2 separate regions of the Homo sapiens genome follow, and region 1 is linked to region 2. Evidence: chromatin contacts called from ENCODE Hi-C or POLR2A ChIA-PET data. All regions are on one chromosome and are shown on one strand. The core of a region is the stretch at or near the end of the contact, and the rest is flanking DNA. Distances in the headings are between cores, read along the strand shown. Region 1 has its middle 3.3 kb from the start of MMP9. Region 2 holds the start of ACOT8 (acyl-CoA thioesterase 8).

Evidence for each region. A loop is a pair of places that touch in the nucleus more often than their neighbours do. ChIA-PET counts read pairs that join two places held with the same protein, here RNA polymerase II (POLR2A). Pooled maps may share reads with other maps.
Region 1: a loop to region 2 is called in a pooled map, with 2.4 times the contacts of the local background. The contact joins the enhancer-like site here to the promoter of ACOT8 in region 2. A Hi-C loop is called at or near these places in 4 of 50 pooled maps. POLR2A ChIA-PET finds 5 or more read pairs at or near these places in 2 of 52 experiments (OCI-LY7 and activated naive CD4-positive, alpha-beta T cell).

What each region holds. Positions count from the first base shown.
Region 1 is chr20:46,003,486-46,007,819 of GRCh38, reverse strand. No RefSeq gene overlaps it. Among named protein-coding and RNA genes, the nearest start is that of MMP9, 3.3 kb to the left of the region's middle. RefSeq lists enhancers at 2,505-3,156, 3,157-3,808. Within about 2 kb of position 2,444, at least 4 of the 41 ENCODE cell types and tissues checked have a DNase peak (open chromatin) inside an H3K27ac peak, as active enhancers do.
Region 2 is chr20:45,854,498-45,858,865 of GRCh38, reverse strand. It overlaps ACOT8 (acyl-CoA thioesterase 8), which reads left to right and starts at 1,474. Exons shown (of 6, transcript NM_005469.4): 1 at 1,474-1,678; 2 at 3,574-3,707. The coding sequence starts at 1,551. ZSWIM3 (zinc finger SWIM-type containing 3) reads right to left here and starts at 1,252. Exons shown (of 2, transcript NM_080752.4): 1 at 886-1,252. The coding sequence starts at 1,040. RefSeq lists enhancers at 3,611-4,140, 4,141-4,368.

The sequences.
Region 1 (4,334 bases), core at 1,195-3,694, 150 kb before region 2:
CACCAAACCAGGTTATTGGGCTCTAAGCTGCAGTGTAACCTGGAGTAAATGCCTTCCCCTTTGTCAGCTTAGGATTCTTCAACTGCAAATTGGGGCAGGATATGGGGGAAAATAATCTATAGGAGCCCTTTCAGTTCTCCAGCCCTGCTCCATGCAGCCAAATCTCCAGCCCCAATTATCACACTTATGCCAAGCCTCCCTCCCAAGCCTCCCACACCAGCAGCCTCCCTCACTCCTTTCTTCCTAGCCAGCCGGCATCGGGCAGGGTCTATATTCACCTTCTTCAAAGCCCTATTTGGGAAAAACCTGCTAACAACTCAAAAAGTTGTATTTATTTATTTTATTTTATTTTTGGGGGGTGTAGTATCACTCTGTCACCCAGGCTGGAGTGCAGTGGCGTGATCTCGGCTCACTGCAACATCTGCCTCCCGGGTTCAAGCAATTCTCCTGCCTCAGCCTCCCGAGTAGCTGGTATTATAGGCGTGCGCCACCACGCCTGGCTAAATTTTTTGTATTTTTAGTAGAGATGGGGTTTCACTACGTTGACCAGGCTGGTTTCGAACTTCTGACTCAAGTGATCTGCCCACCTGGCCTCCCAAAGTGCTAGGATTACGGGCATGAGCCATGGCGCCCGGCCCAATAAGCTGTATTTAAAGGGCCTACTATGTGCCAGGCATTTTATATGCTTATCTAATAAATGAGACTGTGAGATGGAGATAATTAACTTCCTTTACAGAAAAGTTGAAGTTCTAAAGTTCACTAACCAATGAACATCTGCTTTGCAGTCACGAAGTCCTGGATTTCCATCCCGGCTCTGCCATTTTCCAGCTATGTGACCTTGGGCAAGTCACTTTACCTCTGAACCATAATAATAATAATGCATTTTTTGAGATTTACTGTGTCAAGCACCGTAATAAGTTCTCTATAAGCCTCTCGTTTCATCCTCACCACCTGTAAGGTAAGTTTAATGAGTATCCCTCCTGTTTTCAGAGGGGGAAACTAAGGCTCAGAGAGTTAAGGAATTTGCCTGTGATCACAGAGCGAGTTAATCCACAGAACTAGTGTTCAAGCCCAGAACTGCCTGGCTCTGAAGCTTTTCATCTTTATTACCATTTACAGGGAACTGTGATGACCCAGGTATAGAAGTGGGTAGGTGGATGCGGTGACAGGGGCAGCACATAAAACCTGGATGCTTCTCCTCTGGTCCCCTGCTACCCACTGAAGGTAAGAGAGGAGGCCCAGGCATTTAGGGAATCAGAGGCTAGGACAGGGGACCCAGGAGGAACTAGATTCTAGACTCGGGAATGTGAGGTCATAGAGTAATATGAGTTTAGAGGAACAGATCTTCCAATCTGGAGGATCTTCATCTGGGTGGCAGACACGGGCTTTTAGGAAAATCCGTTAACTACCCCCCACTTGCCATCAATGGTACCAAACATGACATACAATACATATCTATGTATGTATGTCACATAGCTCAAACTTAGCACTATTGGCACTTGGGGCTGTCGTGTGCATTGTAGGATGTTTAGCAGCGTCCCTGACCCCTACCCACTGGATGCCAGTAGCACCTCCCCCTGCCAGTTGTGACAACCAGAAATGTTACCAAACATTGCCAAATGTACCCTGGGTGAGTGGGAGGGGCAGACTCACCCCCAGCTACTGGTATATGTTGATTTTTCTATGTAAAGGGTCTAAAACTTTTATCAGATACTCAAACCATTGTTGATGATCTTCAGACCTTTTAAAGACCATTTACTCAACACATTCTAGTTGAGTTTTTCTAGGCCAATCATTATGCTAAGAATTGGGAATACAAGTAGTGACCAAGATAGCCTTTGTCTCATTGTTCATGGATCTGAGAGTTCAGCATGGGGAGAAATTGAATGAATAATTAATTACCAGAGAATCAGGCATCAAGAAAGGAAAGTGGATTTATGTATTCCAATTACCCTCATCATGCAATGAGGAAACTGAGGCTCAGAGTGGTCACAGAGCAAGAGCCTGCACTCTGGAGCCAGGCTGCCTAAGTTCAAATCTCAGCTCTGCCACTGACTTGCTGTGTGACAAGGGCAACTGACACAACATTTCAGTGCCTCAGTTTCCCCATCTGTAAAATTGGAGTAATAATAGTGCTTCCTTCATGGGGTGGTTGTAAGGCTCAAAGTGTTAGCAAATATAAAGTGCCTGGCACATGATAATAAGTGTTCACTGCTATGCTAATTAGGACCACCTTCAGGACAGCCGCTGTTTTTTACCAAATGGGAGCAGGGAGAGAGCAGCCAGGAAACCCAGATCTTGATTCCTGGAGTCAATCCAAATAAGAATCCTCCTTTTTTTAACATCCCCCCCAACTCCCATCAACTTCCTCCTTTACCTCCTGGCTCCCCAACCCCCATCAAGGGGAACTTGGACAGAGCTTGGCTTTCAACACTGCAGTGGCAGGAAGTGGTTCTGGTTACCACATCCCCTTCCCCACTTCCCCCAGCCTCTCTTTTTAATACCACAATAGAGTTTAGCCAAGACCCTGGGAGTGCAGGCAGAGAACAGCATATACCCTCACGTAGAGTCATAGCTTAGACTCTAAGCCCCTCACTGAGGTAGCTCCATCAGGATGGGGAGGGTGCTGACCCTGGAGTCCTGAATCACTAGCTGGATGACACAGCCCTGCAGGCCATTATTAATAACAGGCCCCCAGATCAGGGTCAGCCTCACGAGATGAGGAATCTGTCCCGCTATCTAGGATGGGGGAACTCCAAGCCTCTTTCTCCCAAACCTGCCAGAGAGGGGAGGGGCAGCCAGGCCAGAGAGGCTCTGGCAGGATGTGGAGGAGACACTGAAATCTGAGATGAAGTAGAAAGGTGTGTATCCTGCAAGACATTGCCTCAGGGGAGAGCATCACTCAAGTACCCCACCCCCAACCCACAAACACACCTGCCATCCCTAGCTTCAGGGGAATGGCAATTCCCACACTGACTCTTAGAGTCCCTATTAACACCAAGTCACACCTCCCACTTATCTGTACTGAGCACCGTCAGTAAGGAAGCCATAGGGCATAAATTTTGGAATCAGACCTCCTGGGTTCATATTCTACTACCTATCATTTATGGGCTGTGGGACTTTAGGCAAATCACTTTACCTCTCTGTGCCTCCCTTTTCTCATTTGTAAAGTGGGGAAAGAAGCAGACCTCATTTGGAGGTGTTGTAGTGGGGATTAAATGTGATTATACATGGCAAATTCTCAGCACAGTGCCTGGCTCTTAGCAGGTACACACACACACACACACACAGTTTAGCTATTATGATTCTATTACTCTAATGCTCTCATCTCAACTTTGCAAATTAACGTTCATACCCATGGCTCAGAGAAGTGCTTTAAGTTGCTCACGGTCACACAGCTGGTGAGTGACCAGCTGCCTAGGCCTTCTGACTCCCAATCCCGTGCTAAGATCAGGTCACTGGCTCTCGCAAAAAGGAAGTCCATGGGGGCAGCAGTCTAGGGGCAGGGAGGGGTGATTGCCCAGAAGCCAGGCTGGAGGAGTTATGTTTAGGAACCAACAGAGGGAACAGATGTGAGTTATTTGGCTGAAATCTGTAGGAAAGAAAAGTTGGAGATAAAAAAGGAAAATAAGAGTGAGGTAGCTGGTAGGGCAGAGAACAGTCAAGTGGAGGTTTTTTTGTTTTTTGGGGTTTTTTTTTTGAGTCAGGGTCTCACTCTGTCACCCAGGCTGGAGTGCAATGATGTGATCTAGGCTCACTGCAGCCTCCGCCTCTGGGTTCAAGCCATCCTTCGACCTCAGCCTTCTGAGTATCTGGGACTACAGGTGTGCTCCATCAAGCTCAGCTAATTTTTGTTTTTTTGTAGAGACAGGGTTTCGCCACGTTGCCCAGGCTAGTCTTAAACTCCTGGCCTCAAGCAGTCCACCCGCCTCGGCCTCCCGAAGTGCTGAGATTACATGCGTAAGCCACCGTGCCCAGCCTCAAGTGGAGTTTTATTTAAGGTGAGAAGTTCTTGTCTACAAGAAGGGATGGTGCTGTGCAGGGAGAGATGTGAAAATGGAGGTGAAAGAGAATGGGCCTGGGACCGGTTCCTTTGACACTGGGTTGCCCACTGGCAGGTAAGAATATGCTTGGGGTCCCAGCAAAGCAGGCGCAGTCCCAAAATACACATTTAAAATATTGATTTTGACCGGGTGCGGTGGCTCACACCTGTAATCCCAGCACTTTAGGAGGCAGAGGCAGTTGGATCACCTATGATCGGGAGTTGAAGACCAGCCTGGCCAACATGGTGAAACCCCGTCTCTACTAAAAACACAAAAATAAGCTGGGCATGG
Region 2 (4,368 bases), core at 225-2,724:
AACCTCTAAGCCTGACTTCTCATCTGTCAAATCTTCTCATCTGTCAAATGCAAAAAAATAACATTTATCTATAATTCTGAAAAAAAAGCCCTGCAGGGTAAAGCATGCATAGAGAACACTGCCTGGCACATGGAAAGTGTTTGAAAACGGTTAATATAAGGAGCTCAAAAACCATTTACAAAATGAATGAATAGACCAGGCATAGTGGCTCATGCCTGTAATCCTAACACTTTGAGACGCCGAAAGATCGCTTAGTCCAGGAGTCTGGGAACAGCCTAGCCAACATAACAAGACCCAGTCTGTACAAAATCAAATAATTAGCCAGGCATGGTGGCGTGCACCTCCAGTTCCAACTACTTGAGAGGCTGAGGTGGGAGGATCGCTTGAGCCCAGCAGTTGAAGGCTCAGTGAGCTGATTGTGCCACTGCACTCCAGCCTGGGGGACAGAGTGAGACCCTGTTTCAACAAATATATAAGAACTAAAAACTGAATGAATGAATGAACGAACATTCCAACGACCATGTGACTGTTTTGTAAAGAGGAGACTGATGAAGGAAATTATCGCCAAGGTGTTTTTATCCGTTTATGAAAGCCATACTTTGTATTTGGGTTGCTGCAGCTGCTCAAAACAATGGGAGAAACTGCAGTTATAAATTCCAGAAAAGCCTGTGAATGGAGTGAAAGTGGAGTGGGTGGTCAAAAACCAATGGCCGTGGAGGCTTAGCTCTCTTCACAAGGCACACAGCAGGTGCTCAATGAGTGCCTGTTGAATGAATGGCCACGCAGCCCAATGCGTGCCTATGCACCCCTCCTCCTCCAGGCAGCCCTCCGGAGGTCCAGCCTCCTCCCCACCCTCTTGGCCCGCCCCGCCCCGCCCGCCCTTACAGGATGTCTTCGCGGATGGAGGTGCCATGGTTGAGGTTGTGGAAGCGGACGGAGACGCAGTCCCTGAGAATGAAGGAGCACCTGTTCTCCCTTTTGTAGGCGCTGAAGCACTCCTTGAAGTCCTCATAGGTCTTGAAGCAGCTGCCCAGCTCCATGGCCGCCCCCACAACCCACACTAGGGGCTGGTCCCAGCCCGGGCCCAAGATCACACCAGGGGTCAAAGGTCACACTATGAGGGTTTATAGGCAGGCGTGGGCCCAGAATGCCTTAAGGGTCCGCCCCAACTGGGTGGCCTATTCTGGAACTCAGGGAGGAACCCTAGGCCTGACCGGGTTACAAGAGGAAGGGGGTGTATTTGCTATCTGACAGGGGAAATGACACTCAGTCCATATTATCCAGTCCCGAGGTTCCGCCTCCTCAGCGACATATCCAGTCACACACAGGATTCGCAGATTGGCATTCATTTTCTCCAATTGCTAGAGAAAGAGGGCCACAGCCACCAGCGGACTGACAGGAGTCCTGACCAATCATAACCTAGATTCCTCCTTCCCGGGGTCTGCAGGAGACTTCCGGTTACTAGGGCAATCTGCCGGAAGAGTCAGGTTCTGTGTATGTCTCCGCGTCTTCCGCGGAGCGGGTGTGCAGGGCCTGCAGCATTGAACTAGATGTCGTCCCCGCAGGCCCCAGAAGATGGGCAGGGCTGTGGCGACCGCGGCGATCCCCCTGGGGACCTCCGTAGCGTCTTGGTCACGACCGTGCTCAACCTCGAGCCGCTGGACGAGGATCTCTTCAGGTAGCCGGCAGCTCCTGCCCAGCATCCCCTCCTTTAGGGCAGAAACTTGATCTTGACTGCCGCCGCCCGGGGCCCCTGGCTCCGGGACTAGTATGGCTCTGCGTGGGATGCACCCTCTGCCACGATTAGGAGAGAACTCGCCCCCAACAGAGCTGTCCTCTCTGCTCTGGCTTCCTCCCTTCCTCTCCGCGCTGCGAGGTCTGCACAGCTGAGCAAATATAGTGGTGACCTGAGAGACCCTGCTCGGCAGCCTGCCCTAAGCCTTCACGGGGGAGCTAGCCCAGAGAGGGCAGTGATTTGCCCAAGGGCACACAGCTGATGGATCAGCCTTAAAACCGACGCCGCAGCTCCTTGTGTCTTCAGTATCCTTTTCTTCTCACAATATCCCGCCCCCAGTACCATTTGGTGGGTCTGGTTTCTCATTACTTATTCTGAGGCCTAAGCATGTTTTTTTCTTTCCCAGCATCGCTGAAGTTCTTGACTGCAGCAAGGGTTTCTTTCTTTCTTTGAGGCGGAGTCTTGCTCTGTTGCCCAGGCTGGAGTGCAGTGGTGCGATCTCGGCTCAGTGCAACCTCCGCCTCCCGGGTTCAAGCATTTCTCCTGCCTCAGCCTCCTGATTAGCTGGGACATACAGGCGCGCCACAGCCCAGCTAATTTTTTAACTTCTTTTAGTAGAGACGGGGTTTCACCGTGTTGGCCAGGCTGGTCTCGAACTCCTGACCTTGTAATCTGCCCACCTCTGCCAAAGTGCTAGGATTACAGGCATGAGCCACCGCGCCCAGCCCCCTGCAGCAAGGCTTCTAACAGCTTTGACCTCCAAGGCTTCTCCTGGCTTTACTGGAAGTTATCTTACTTTGAGCTCCCTTCCTTCCACTTAAGGAATTGTAAATAACTTCTTGGAGGGCTATTTGATTTTTGTTTTTGAAGACAAGATCTGGCCCTGTTGTCCAGGCTGGAGTGCAGTGGCACGAACATGGCTCACTGCAACCTCGACCTCCTGGGCCCAAGTGACCCTTCTGCCTCAGTCTCCCGTTTAGCTGGGACCATAAGCGCTTGCCACCACATCCAGCTAACTTTTTTATTTTTAGTAGACATGAGGCCCCACTTTGGAGCCCAGGCTGGTTTTGAACTCATGGGCTCAGGCGATCCTCCCACCTCGGCTTCCCAAAGTGCTGGGATTGATTACAGGCGAGAGCCACCTGCCAGGTCATGGAGGGCTGTTCATAACTCATTGTTACAGAAAATGCCAAACAGCTGGGACGTGGGAGGCTAGAGACATAATTATTCAGCTTCCAATGGGCCTACATTCTGGGCAAGCATTTTCATCTCTGGGGCCAAGCTGCAGTTTTCTCATCTGTACACTGAAGGAGTTAGACTTGATGTCTGAGGGCTCTTGTTATTTATTCATTTATACATTTATTTAATTTTATTTTTTGAGATGGAGTCTTGCTCTGTCACCCAGGCTGGAGTGCAGTGGTGCGATCTTGGCTCACCTCAACCTCTGCCTCCTGGGTTCAAGTGATTCTCCTGCCTCAGCCTCCTGAGTAGCTGGGATTACAGGTGCATGCCACCACGTCCAGCTAATTTTTGTATTTTTAGTAGAGATGGAGTTTCACCATGTTGGCCAGGCTGCTCTTGAACTCCTGATCTCAAATGATCCACCTGCCTCGGCCTCCCAAAGTGCTGGGATTACAGATGTAAGCCACTGCGCCCGGCCCAGAGGATTTTTATGCATAAGGATATTTGCCTGGGGAAAGGACCTATGGCTTTTACCATATTCTCAAAAGGATCTTAAACCCCAATATGGTGAAGAGATCATGCATTAGAGTCTTAGTGAGGGTAGTAGAATTTGGCCCAGTTCCCAAGTCTTTCCCTCTTTCCCCCTCTCCCTACAGAGGAAGGCATTACTGGGTACCGGCCAAGAGGCTGTTTGGTGGTCAGATCGTGGGCCAGGCCCTGGTGGCTGCAGCCAAGTCTGTGAGTGAAGACGTCCACGTGCACTCCCTGCACTGCTACTTTGTTCGGGCAGGTAAACCCCCCACTTCCTGCCCCAACCCAACCCTGGTGGCCCAGCAGCCATTTCTGGCCTTGGGGGCTGAGGTCAAAAGGGAAGAGAGGGAGACTGGAAGACAAGGGGAGGGGTGGCGGACACTACCACCCTAAGAGGTGTCTAGGGTGGAACGAGGTCTGGGGCTAACAATGAGCCTTGGACCTCACACCTGCTGGGACTCACTGGGTACCTGATGTCTGGCTGATAATGACACAAGACTTTGTTGCTTAACTGCTCCTTGTGGGCTTTTGTTCTTCCATTCTTAACATAGCTCCTGGTGCGGAGCGCTGTGCTAGGTTCTCAGTGTGCTGTGACCTCTGTGCTAGAGGTGTGGAGGTAGGGCAGCTTGGGTTGGAGAAGAGAGCACCAGCCTGAGAGTCAAGGGATCTAAGGCTTCTTTTGTCAACTGAGCATAGGGTCAATAAAAACAAACCAAAGATGTAGGGCCTAGCTTCAGTTTTGTCCATAATTTACCATGCAGCCTTGTGAGGTTACCTCCCCGCCCTACAGTTTGGTTTACTTCAGCTGTAAAATGGAGAAGGGTGGGACCAAGGGTATTTTAGTGGGATGATCTCTACAGCTTCTTACAGCTCTGGGGTCAGATAATGTAACTTAAAACCTATGTGTGAGGCCGGGCGCG